2 separate regions of the Homo sapiens genome follow, and region 2 is linked to region 1. The links are chromatin loops, found by intact Hi-C in ENCODE. Cell type or tissue: breast epithelium. All regions are shown on one strand. Links, peaks and the distances in the headings refer to the core of each region. The heading gives the core; the rest is flanking DNA.

Region 1 (4,728 bases), core at 867-3,366:
GACTTTCCATTTATCTTTTTGTTATTTCTAGTTTAATCCCATTGTGGTCTGAGAACACATTTTGTATGTTAAAGTGTTGTTTTAACTCCCAGAATGAGTTCTAGGTTGGTTAACGTCCTGTGTGAATTTGAAAAGAATAAATATTCTGGTGTTTTTGGATAAAGTGATCTTAATGATATTAAGTTGATTGATAGTGTTTTCAGGTCAATTACATCCTTCCTGATCTCTTGGCAGCTTGATCTATTAAGGGATGTTGAAGTCTCTGGCTACAATAGATTTGTCTGTTTTTCCTTGTGGTTCTATCAGTTTTTGCCTCACATATTTTTAACATCTACTGTTAGGCACATACATATTAAAAATTATTGTCTTCTTAGAGAATTAACCCCTTTATTGTTACATGATGCCCTCTTCTATCCCTGAAAATTTTTCTTGTTTTGAAATCTGCTTTGTCTAAAGTTAATATAGCTACTGCAACTCTCTTTTGATTAGTGTTAACATGGTATTTTTTTTGGCTCCTTTACTTTAAATTTATCTGTGTCTTTATATACAGTCATTCCTTGGTATCCATGGGAGATTGGTTGCCTTCTCCCCAGTACTCTACACTACTGTAGAGATGAGGGCTCAAGTCACTTATATAAAATGGTGTAGTATTTGCATATGACCTACATACATTCTATCATATACTTTGTTTTAAACATTTTTTATAACATTAATATTTATTGCTTTATATGAATACTGTATTGAAAGCCCAAGCATTCCATTTACTCACAGAAACTGTACAATTATATATTACTTCATAAATGCAATGAACACATTACAGTCTACAAAATCAGAAATTACAGAAGTTTAAAAATTCTGAGTATCAAATAATACAGATGAAGAAATAGACATAAATATGGCAGCCCATAATTTTGACAAAGAAATTGTAGCCTCCCTGACTTTAAATATGTGAATTTGAAAATACTGAGTTTGGAGTAATCATTGTGCTTTGTGTTGGTCTAAAAAATATAACACTGGCTGTCAAATCAGCATGTCTGAAAATATTTAATTCACTTCCAAATGTCATACAAATTATTGTGGCTTCTATGTACCCTAAGGCTTCAGTCATTTAGCTCAGGTACATTACTAAAAGTAATATATCAATTCTTCCAGTACAGTGATGTTTCACATCATTCACATTTGCATACTCTGGAATAAAATAGAAAGTAATGTGTTATATTCAAAATATTCAGAAAAGCAAGCAAAAGGTCAAGGAAACTGCTGGTTATTCTGAAATAATCTTGTGTTGAGGTGAGAAATTAAAGAAAAATAAAATTAAAAAGAGAAAAAAGTTTTCCTGTTTTAGGCTAACTTGTCCAAGAGGCAGCAACAGGCACAGCCCAGACCTAGGAAAAGTCTTGATAATATTATCTAATGTGCTCTGGAGACTCTCCCAGCACCCCCTCAACACAGGGAGAAGAAAAACAAATTTTCCTTTGCTTTATGGAATGAGTTTATAGATTCTTGTTGTCTGTAACTAGTGATTTTAAGTATTCTGTTTTATCTAAGAAGTACAAAAAAAGTCATGAGAAGCCTGAGTAGGCCTGAACTACAGCTGCCTGGGCCCCACAGTGAAGGTTATAGGATAAGCCCCTGCACAGGCAAACCTAGATAAGGAACATCTGGGTTGCTTGGCAACGGTCATATGCAATCCTGTCTTTGTCCTGCCTCTGGATCCCTCCTTTCATGCCACTGTAAGCTTGCTTCAAGCTAGCCCACCCCGTTTTGTGAAGTGTGTATGAAAGTCAGGTGCTGTCTTTGTTCTGGGCCCAGCCTTTTGGACATGAGTCAGCTGGGCCTGAGTGCACTCAATAAAGATTCTCCTGTTTCAACCCAAGGTCTCTCTCGTCCTCCTGAATCCCGCAACATTTCTGGTGAGTCAGCCAGGAGGCCGTGGAGAGGACAGGTTGGCTGTCTCCTTTGCCTGTAGGTGGTCTGGGGCCCCAGCAGTGGGAGACCTGTAACTTCAGGCACCACTGGAAGAACTTAAGCCCAGAGAAGGAAACGGCTCTTCCACTCCCCAGCGCCCCTCCCCAGATGGTGCATCAGAACCTGGAGGGTTGCAGGACAATCTCAAGAGCAGCAGGCAGACATCTGAACCGTGGTAAGGTTTTGGGGCCCAAGGCAGGGAAGCCCGTCCCCTAAGGACAAAGGGGAGCTTGATCACTTCCCAGGGAATGACCACTAATCCAACCCAGAGCGGTTGGGGGCGGCAGGAGAGTCTTGCCCATTTGGATGAACCTCTTGTCCCCACTAACAAAGTGAAAGTGGTTCACTGGATCTGGAGACAGGAACTGGAAAAGGGGAGGAAATGGGCCAATAGAGCGGCAAGTGCAGCAAGGTAGAGATTGCTGGCAGGGTGGCAAGAGTGGCTTGCCACCCCAACTGGGAGTGTGTGGGTGCATGTGAACCCACCCGGGACACGAGAGACACTTGTTTCATCTGATGAGGAGTCCCGGGGCAGGGGAGGTTTGTGAAAGTGTGTGAAAGAGACGGTTCCGGGAGAAACCAATGTGAGGAGTGACATGCAGGGGGCTGCAGGTCTCTTAGTAGAGGCTGTATGCTCCGAGCAACATATAGGACCAACTGGGTCTGATCAGCCTAAAAGGAAAGGAAAAGGGAGTGTGCTGAGCCTTGAAGGGAGAAAGGGAAGACTGAATGTGATGCATTGTTACTGGGAGGAAATGGGAGGAAAATCCTCAAAACCCACCCCCTTGGAATGCATGCTAAAGAACTTTAAAAAAGGCGTTGCGGGAGATTAAGGAGTCAAGTTAACCCCTCAGATGCTGAAAACTCTCTGTGAATTAGAATAGCCCTCTTTTAGTGTGGCTGCCTGGCCCAAGGCACTATAGATAAAGAAATTGGCCATGTGTTTTAAGGTGGTGACTAGGGTGGGAGGACAGCCAGGACATTCAGACAAAGACTTTATATTTACTCATGGCTAAATAGATGCAGCCCTGCCTAGCAGTTTATTGCAGAATGCTCGCAGCTCAAGCCAAGAGAAATCAGCTGCGCTGGCAGCTACAGAGTTAAAAGGAAAGTCACAGGGGCTTGTAGCACAGCCGAGCCAAAAGTGAAGGTAAAAATCAGCTGCCCTGGCAGCTATAGAGACAAAAGAAAAGTCTCAGGAAAGGCAAAAAAATTGGTTTTGCAAGAATAACGGGACAATCTACCCCCCCTTTACCAAGCCTAACTGCCCCTAAGAAGTTAAGTTCAAACCAATACATGTTCCCAGTCTCACCCGAGAAGGAGAAATCAGAGCTCCAGGAAGTTAAAGTGAAAGATTTGAAAAGTCAGGCAGGCTATCTCAGGTCTGTCCGTGCCCAAGTTATGCTTATACCTCTTAAGAGGACAAGTGGACCCCCACTAGGACCCAGATGATGCAGTCCAGCTTCTGTGCCTGCAAAGATGCAGAGAAGCACTTCTGCAAAGGCTAAAAGATGGTAGAAGAGAAAGGCAATCAATATAGAAAAAATCTCAGAGGTGCTCCAGGGTACAGATAAAAGCACCAGCCAGTTTTATAAAAGACTTTGTGACGCATTTTGGTTGTACACTCCATTTAACCCCGAGGCTGCTGAAAATCAGCGCATGGTGAATATGGCGTTTGTAAGGCAAGCCCAGGGAGATATCAGGCAAAAATTGCGGAAGTTAGAAGCTCCGCAGGCGTCAATGCCACTCAGCTTATTAAAGTGGCTACCAAGGTGTACATTAACCGAGATCAGGAGGCAAAAAAGGAGGCTGATCATTAAGAAAGGCTAATTTGCTAGCAGCAGCCCTTAGAGGAAGAGAAGCTGACTTTGCAAGGAGGCTTGGACGCGGGCATGAACGTAGTCGTGGAAGAGGCTATTCTGGACAAGAATTTGAAGGCCTGCCGAGGCTAAAGAGAGATTAATGTGCACGGTGCAAAAGGAAAGGACACTGAAAAGATGAATGTCAAAAGAATAAGGAAAATGGTTAGGGCGATGGTATAAGAAAATCACCAGCCAAGGGCTACTGCACCCAGGAGGAACCCAAGACCTTCTGCACCTGCTGTAAAAGGCAGGATATAAAGTGTCAGGAAAAAAGACTCAAATCTGCTCTAAAAGTGTCCAGTATTTAAGCTTTTACATAAGCCAAGAGAAAAGATGGCTTAGTAGTGAACAAAAGCAGGCTGTTTATGCACTTCCTACTCCAACCACCAGGCATCAGATAAAAAAGTTCCTAGGGGCAGCAAGGTTCTGCCGCATTTAGATCCCAAATTTCTTGCTCATGGATAAGCCATTATACGAAGCCACAAAGGGGAGGAAAGAAGGAGCCCCTTCTCTGGAAGGCCAACCAGGAAAAGGCTTTTAAGGAAATAAAAAAAAAAGCCTTGACTCAGGCCCCAGCTTTAGGGTTACCAGATCTAACTAACTAAGCTTTTCTTCTTGTATGCCCACAAGTGAAAGGGACGCCATAAAGGTTCTAACTCAAGCCATAAGGTCATGGCATCACCCGGTGACATACTTATCCAGCAATTAGATTCTGTGGCACTTTGATGACCTCTTTGTTTTAAAGCACTAGCTGCCACTGCCCTACTGGCGCAGGAAGCTAATAAACTGACTTTAGAGACTGTGAATACCCTAAAGGAGCTCCTAAAGGAGCAAGGAGCTACCTTGCTCCTTCCTCATCAAGTCAGTGCCAGGAGGCCCCCTTCATTGCTGTATGGAC
Region 2 (4,728 bases), core at 1,232-3,731, 620 kb before region 1:
CTCTCCCAGATCTCATTTCTTGTTCCCCTCTTTGCTTTCTTTCCACTGACCTGACCTGGTCTCCAGCCTTCCCTTGGCAGGGTCAACCCTTCCACAGGTGCTCCTCACTGCTCTCCGATTCCCAGATGATTCTCTGATCTCATGTTGCTAGTGATCATTCCCTTCTTTTCTTTTCTACCTTTCTGGAATCCTATCCTTTTCCTAGCAGTTTTGCCCTTGAGTACTTAGTGATTTCTATAGGTCTTCCTCCTGTGGCCGCACACCCTCTTCCCACATGTGTGACATGGAGACAAAATCCCTTAGTGGAGCAGGATGGAGTCATTACTCAGATCTTGCTTCTGAAAGTTGAACCAGATTTGGCATATCTAAAAGAGATTTGGAGACCACCCCAAAAGAGCACAAAATAAATTGTGTAACAAGAAGTTTTGGTTGGCTCTACTTTGAGGATAGTATGAACCGTGAGTTGGCCCTAAAACAAATCCATTTTCCTACAGGATTTGAGGTTGTGGGAAACCAAGGACCAAGCTGAATCTACCAAGGCTGACTCAATCATGAAAAAAAAAAAATCATACAAGACCAAAACTGTCTCTTAAATGAGAATCGTTTATTTTTGTTTTGTTTTGCTTTTTCCCCCCTCTGAGTGGCCATGGTGAAAAATAAAAAGACACTATGACTGTGGTGGTTCCATTAGTAGGTTTCACTCTTAAAAAGGCTCATCATTTCTCTAGCCATCTCTCCTCCTGCAAATCACAAAAGCCACAAGGAATTCCAGAATCACACATGTCTATAAACAGAAAGATCATGGATTGGTTAAGAGTATGAATACAACAGCCAGACTATCTGGATTTAAATACTGATTCTGCCCTTTACAAGCAGTGTGACTTTGGACAAATTACTTAACCTCTCTGTGCCTCAGTGTCCTTCTCTGTAACACAGGTAATCTATGCACCACCTCATTTCTTAGTGTGAGAAATAAATTAATTCATATAGTATGCTTTCTCTCACAAAATAAGCACTAGATAATAATAACAATTGTTATTATGTATCGTTTAAAAAAATCAATCAGAACATTCATTTATTGAAAGCCTGTGACTGGAATGGACAACAAAAAAGAGGTGTAAAATGCAGTTTATACCCTCAGGTAATTTACAATCTAGTTAAGGAGCTGGCTGTCCAATTAAACTGTCTGACTCAGTGTTCTCTGTCTGATCAGATTAGGGTAACTTGAATGGTTACCCTGCAAAGGAGGCTTTAAAGTTAAGGGAAGGATACACGGAGGGTTCCCCAGGATGTGAGTGCCAAGGGTGTCTTAGATGCAATAGCAGGTGGCTGATCAAGACAGCCAGAAAACTTTCTTTAGTTATTTACTCTGTCCTGTCCCATCCCAAATTCAGCTGTCAGACTGTCATCCCCAGACATCCAGAGCCTTTGGGAAAAACTCAGCCCTCTGTGACAGAAACATGTTGTTAACTTTTTTCTGCTCTCCTCATTTCCTCATCACTTGCCCTCCTAACCCAGTCATTTTGTTCCTAGCTTGAGAGTGGGAATGTTACAAAATGCTTTCCTTTGAACAAATCCTTATACATGTTTTATAATTCCTTCCCCCAGCTATTGGAATAATAGCTTCATCATCCCTCCAAACACATACATCACCCACACATGCAACACACATGTACCACCCATTACCCAACACACACACATGCACAGATACTTAGCTATGACGTTAGCCTCAGCCTCAACCTCCACTGGGCCCAAATCTCAATACATGCTATCGTTCACCAGTCATAAATATCTTGCAAAACATGCCCACTGACACTTCAGACCCTTGGAGCGTGCTGCTTGCACCTGCAAGCTCCTCTCTCAGACATGTTTCTGAAGCTGAGGAGTTGGTTTCTAACACGTGATCTGACCTGACCTCCACTAGATTGACAGGTAGCTTCTACATCTCTCTCCTGCCTCTAGGAACTTAGGAGCACAGGCACACTAAAGGTAATGCTAGTGAAATGCTTTAGCGTCCTGCAACTTTGCCTCTGGGAAAATCGCAAACCACTTTGCCAATGCTGACTAACCCCAATTAGAGTTTCAAACCAGGCCTGCAGAGGAGGGATTATTTGTAGACATTGTAATAGGTGGGTGTGTTTGTGTGTGTGAAAAGAATTTGAACACGCATCAAGAACCAAATTTAGGTGGAGGAGATCTGTGACTAAATTTATTTTAGTATTTACATTTGTGGTTAAGCAGGAGTCCTTCCACCTTCTCTCTTGTGTTGTTAAACATCGATAGGAATTTGGATTATATTACTGAACACTGTGAGGATCAAAGTACATGGGAGGATTATATTAGTAGGTCTCTAGGTAACTTCAAGATAAAAGAGGTTGAGCTACAGAGGTCTGCATTGCTCTAAGGGGCATGCCTAGGTTATATCATCTATGAAACACAGGCAGTCTTTTGTGGATTCATTGTCTACTAAGCAGCTAAAATTTTCTAAGAAAATAACAGGTTGGGGTTTTTTTGTTAATGTCCAATTACTCTAGAACTGTCAGCTGTAAAGTATCATTTCTTCTTAGAGAATGTTCTATCAGTATTTTTATTTCTGTTCAGACCTGACAAGATGAAAATAAAGGAAAAAATAGTACACATTTGTGCGCTATAATGCAAATGTCTTGGAGTGTGGCAGCAGTCTGCAGTAGTGGTGGAACTGAAAAATGCCTAGGCCCTGTCAGACTGAGATGAATATTTTATGAACATGTATGATTTGGAGGCTTATATATTAAAAGCATTATTTTTAAAGTGCGATTGAAACCAGATACACCCCTCCCCAAATAAATGCCAAACAGAGAAAGGTGAAAACAGCATTCTCGTCCACCCTCCCCAGGTTCGAGTTTAGGTGATCATCTTGGCAGTAGGTGTCCATATGGATCCTCACAAGAATTATATGAGTGTGTTGTGTTAATTTGGCTAAAAATATATGTCAGTGCCTGCATACTCCTTTTGCTTCTTTTGGTTCTCATTGCCTATATTTAAAAAATTGTATTCATTTAAAGGAAAATCATTAACTCAAAAGGTAGTTACTGAATGCCCTTTTGTGCCAGGTACTGTGTTAAATCGGGTGATCACACAGATTTGTAAGATTCTTCTCCCTGCTCTTCCTGAAAATATGACCTTAGAAGAAAGCCAAAATTCAAACATGATAGAGAAAATGTATGGGGTCTGTAACACTCAGAAAACCAATACCCAATTCTGTTACTGGTAGTAGGAGGAAAGCTTGGTAGGTTGGACTTCCAAGAGCACCCTTGGGTTGAAATATAAATAGCGAGGAGTAGAAAGCCAGGTGTCCCAGTGCAGAGGGACTGAGGAGTCAGACAGCATGGTGACCTTGGGCAAAGCCAAGCAGTCTGGTGTGGTTAGAGCATGGATTTTATTTAAAGAAAGGAATAGATATGAGGCTGGGAAAGTAGGCAAGAACTAGATCCTAATGAGCCTTATATGCCCATGCCAAGATTGAATGTCATCCTGATGGCAAAAAGCAGCCATTCAAAGAGTTGGTCAGAAATGGGTGGAAAGTCCCCCCTAAAATAACTGCATAAGAGTGAAGTGAAACAAAATGACCCAGCAGTTATTAGGGATACTGTGGGTTAAGATGAGAAACTCATTGTTTCTTTCACTCTATTCAACACTTGTATAATTTTCTTCCATATACTGGGCTCTCTCCTAGGCACTGGTGATTCAGTGATGATCAATACAGACATGGTCCTTGCCTTCAAAGAGCTGACAGTATAGTTGGAGAAATGGTCATTTAATCAAGCAGTTATAACACAATATGCTATGTAGGATGACTGGAGAGGTATACATTACTGCTGGAAGAAGCATATAGCAAGGGCATCTTAACAAGACTAGGGAGGCCTCCTGGAGGAAGTTATGAATAAACTAAACCCTGAAAAATACACAGAAATTAGCCCTCAGGATAAGATAAACACAGTAAGGATGCTCTAGAGGGGGAAATAAAATGAGTGAGGATCTTGAAGAGAGGGAATGGCCCATTTAACAAACCAAAATAGTTTATTATGGTTGTACTGTGGGTTGCAAGGAGGAGACTGTCAGGGAGTAAAGTGGCAACATACTTAGAGGTCTTAAAAGCCATGTTAGGCCAGGCGTGGTGGCTCACACCTGTAATCTCAGCAATTTGGGAGGCCAAGGCAGGCAGATCACAAGGTCAAGAGATCGAGACCAGCCTGGCCAACATGGTGAAACTCCATCTCTACTAAAAATACAAAAATTAGCTGGGCATGGTGGCATGCACCTGTAGTCCCAGCTACTCGGGAGGCTGAGACAGGAGAATCGCTTGAACCCGGGAGGCAGAGGTTGCGATCAGCTGAGATTGCGCCATTGCACTCCAGACTGCTGACAGAGTGAGACTCCATCTAAAAAAAAAAAAAAAAAAAGGCATGTTAAAGTTATCTTACTTCAGGCTGGGCACAGTGGCTCATGCCTGTAATACCAGCACTTTGGAAAGCCGAGGCTGGTGGATCACTTGAGGTCAGGAGTTTGAGACTAGCCTGGCCAACATGGTGAAACCCCATCTCTACTAAAAATACAAAAATTAGCCAGGCATGATGGCGGGCGTCTGTAATTCCAGCTACCTGGGAGACTGAGGCAGGAGAATCACTTGAACCCAGGAGGCGGAGGTTGCAGAGAGCCAAGATCATGCCATTGCACTCCAGCCTGGGC

Evidence for each region. Peaks named below come from ENCODE experiments on the same cell type or tissue, not always from the same donor. Only the 100,000 strongest peaks of a DNase experiment are listed, where the experiment ranks them.
Region 2: it touches region 1 in a loop (23-fold over the local background); 1 of 110 quality-filtered maps calls a loop at or near these places.

What each region holds. Positions count from the first base shown.
Region 1 is chr3:112,300,572-112,305,299 of GRCh38, forward strand. LOC105374042 (a long non-coding RNA gene) reads left to right here and starts at 1,907. Exons shown (of 5, transcript NR_147411.1): 1 at 1,907-2,143. RefSeq lists an enhancer at 1,554-2,426. In breast epithelium, for the core only: no CTCF peak of the experiment used is centred there; no DNase peak of the experiment used is centred there; H3K4me3 peaks cover 1,226 bases.
Region 2 is chr3:111,679,905-111,684,632 of GRCh38, forward strand. All of the region lies in intron 1 of PLCXD2 (phosphatidylinositol specific phospholipase C X domain containing 2), which reads left to right. Among named protein-coding and RNA genes, the nearest start is that of PLCXD2-AS1, 4.8 kb to the left of the region's middle. In breast epithelium, for the core only: no CTCF peak of the experiment used is centred there; no DNase peak of the experiment used is centred there.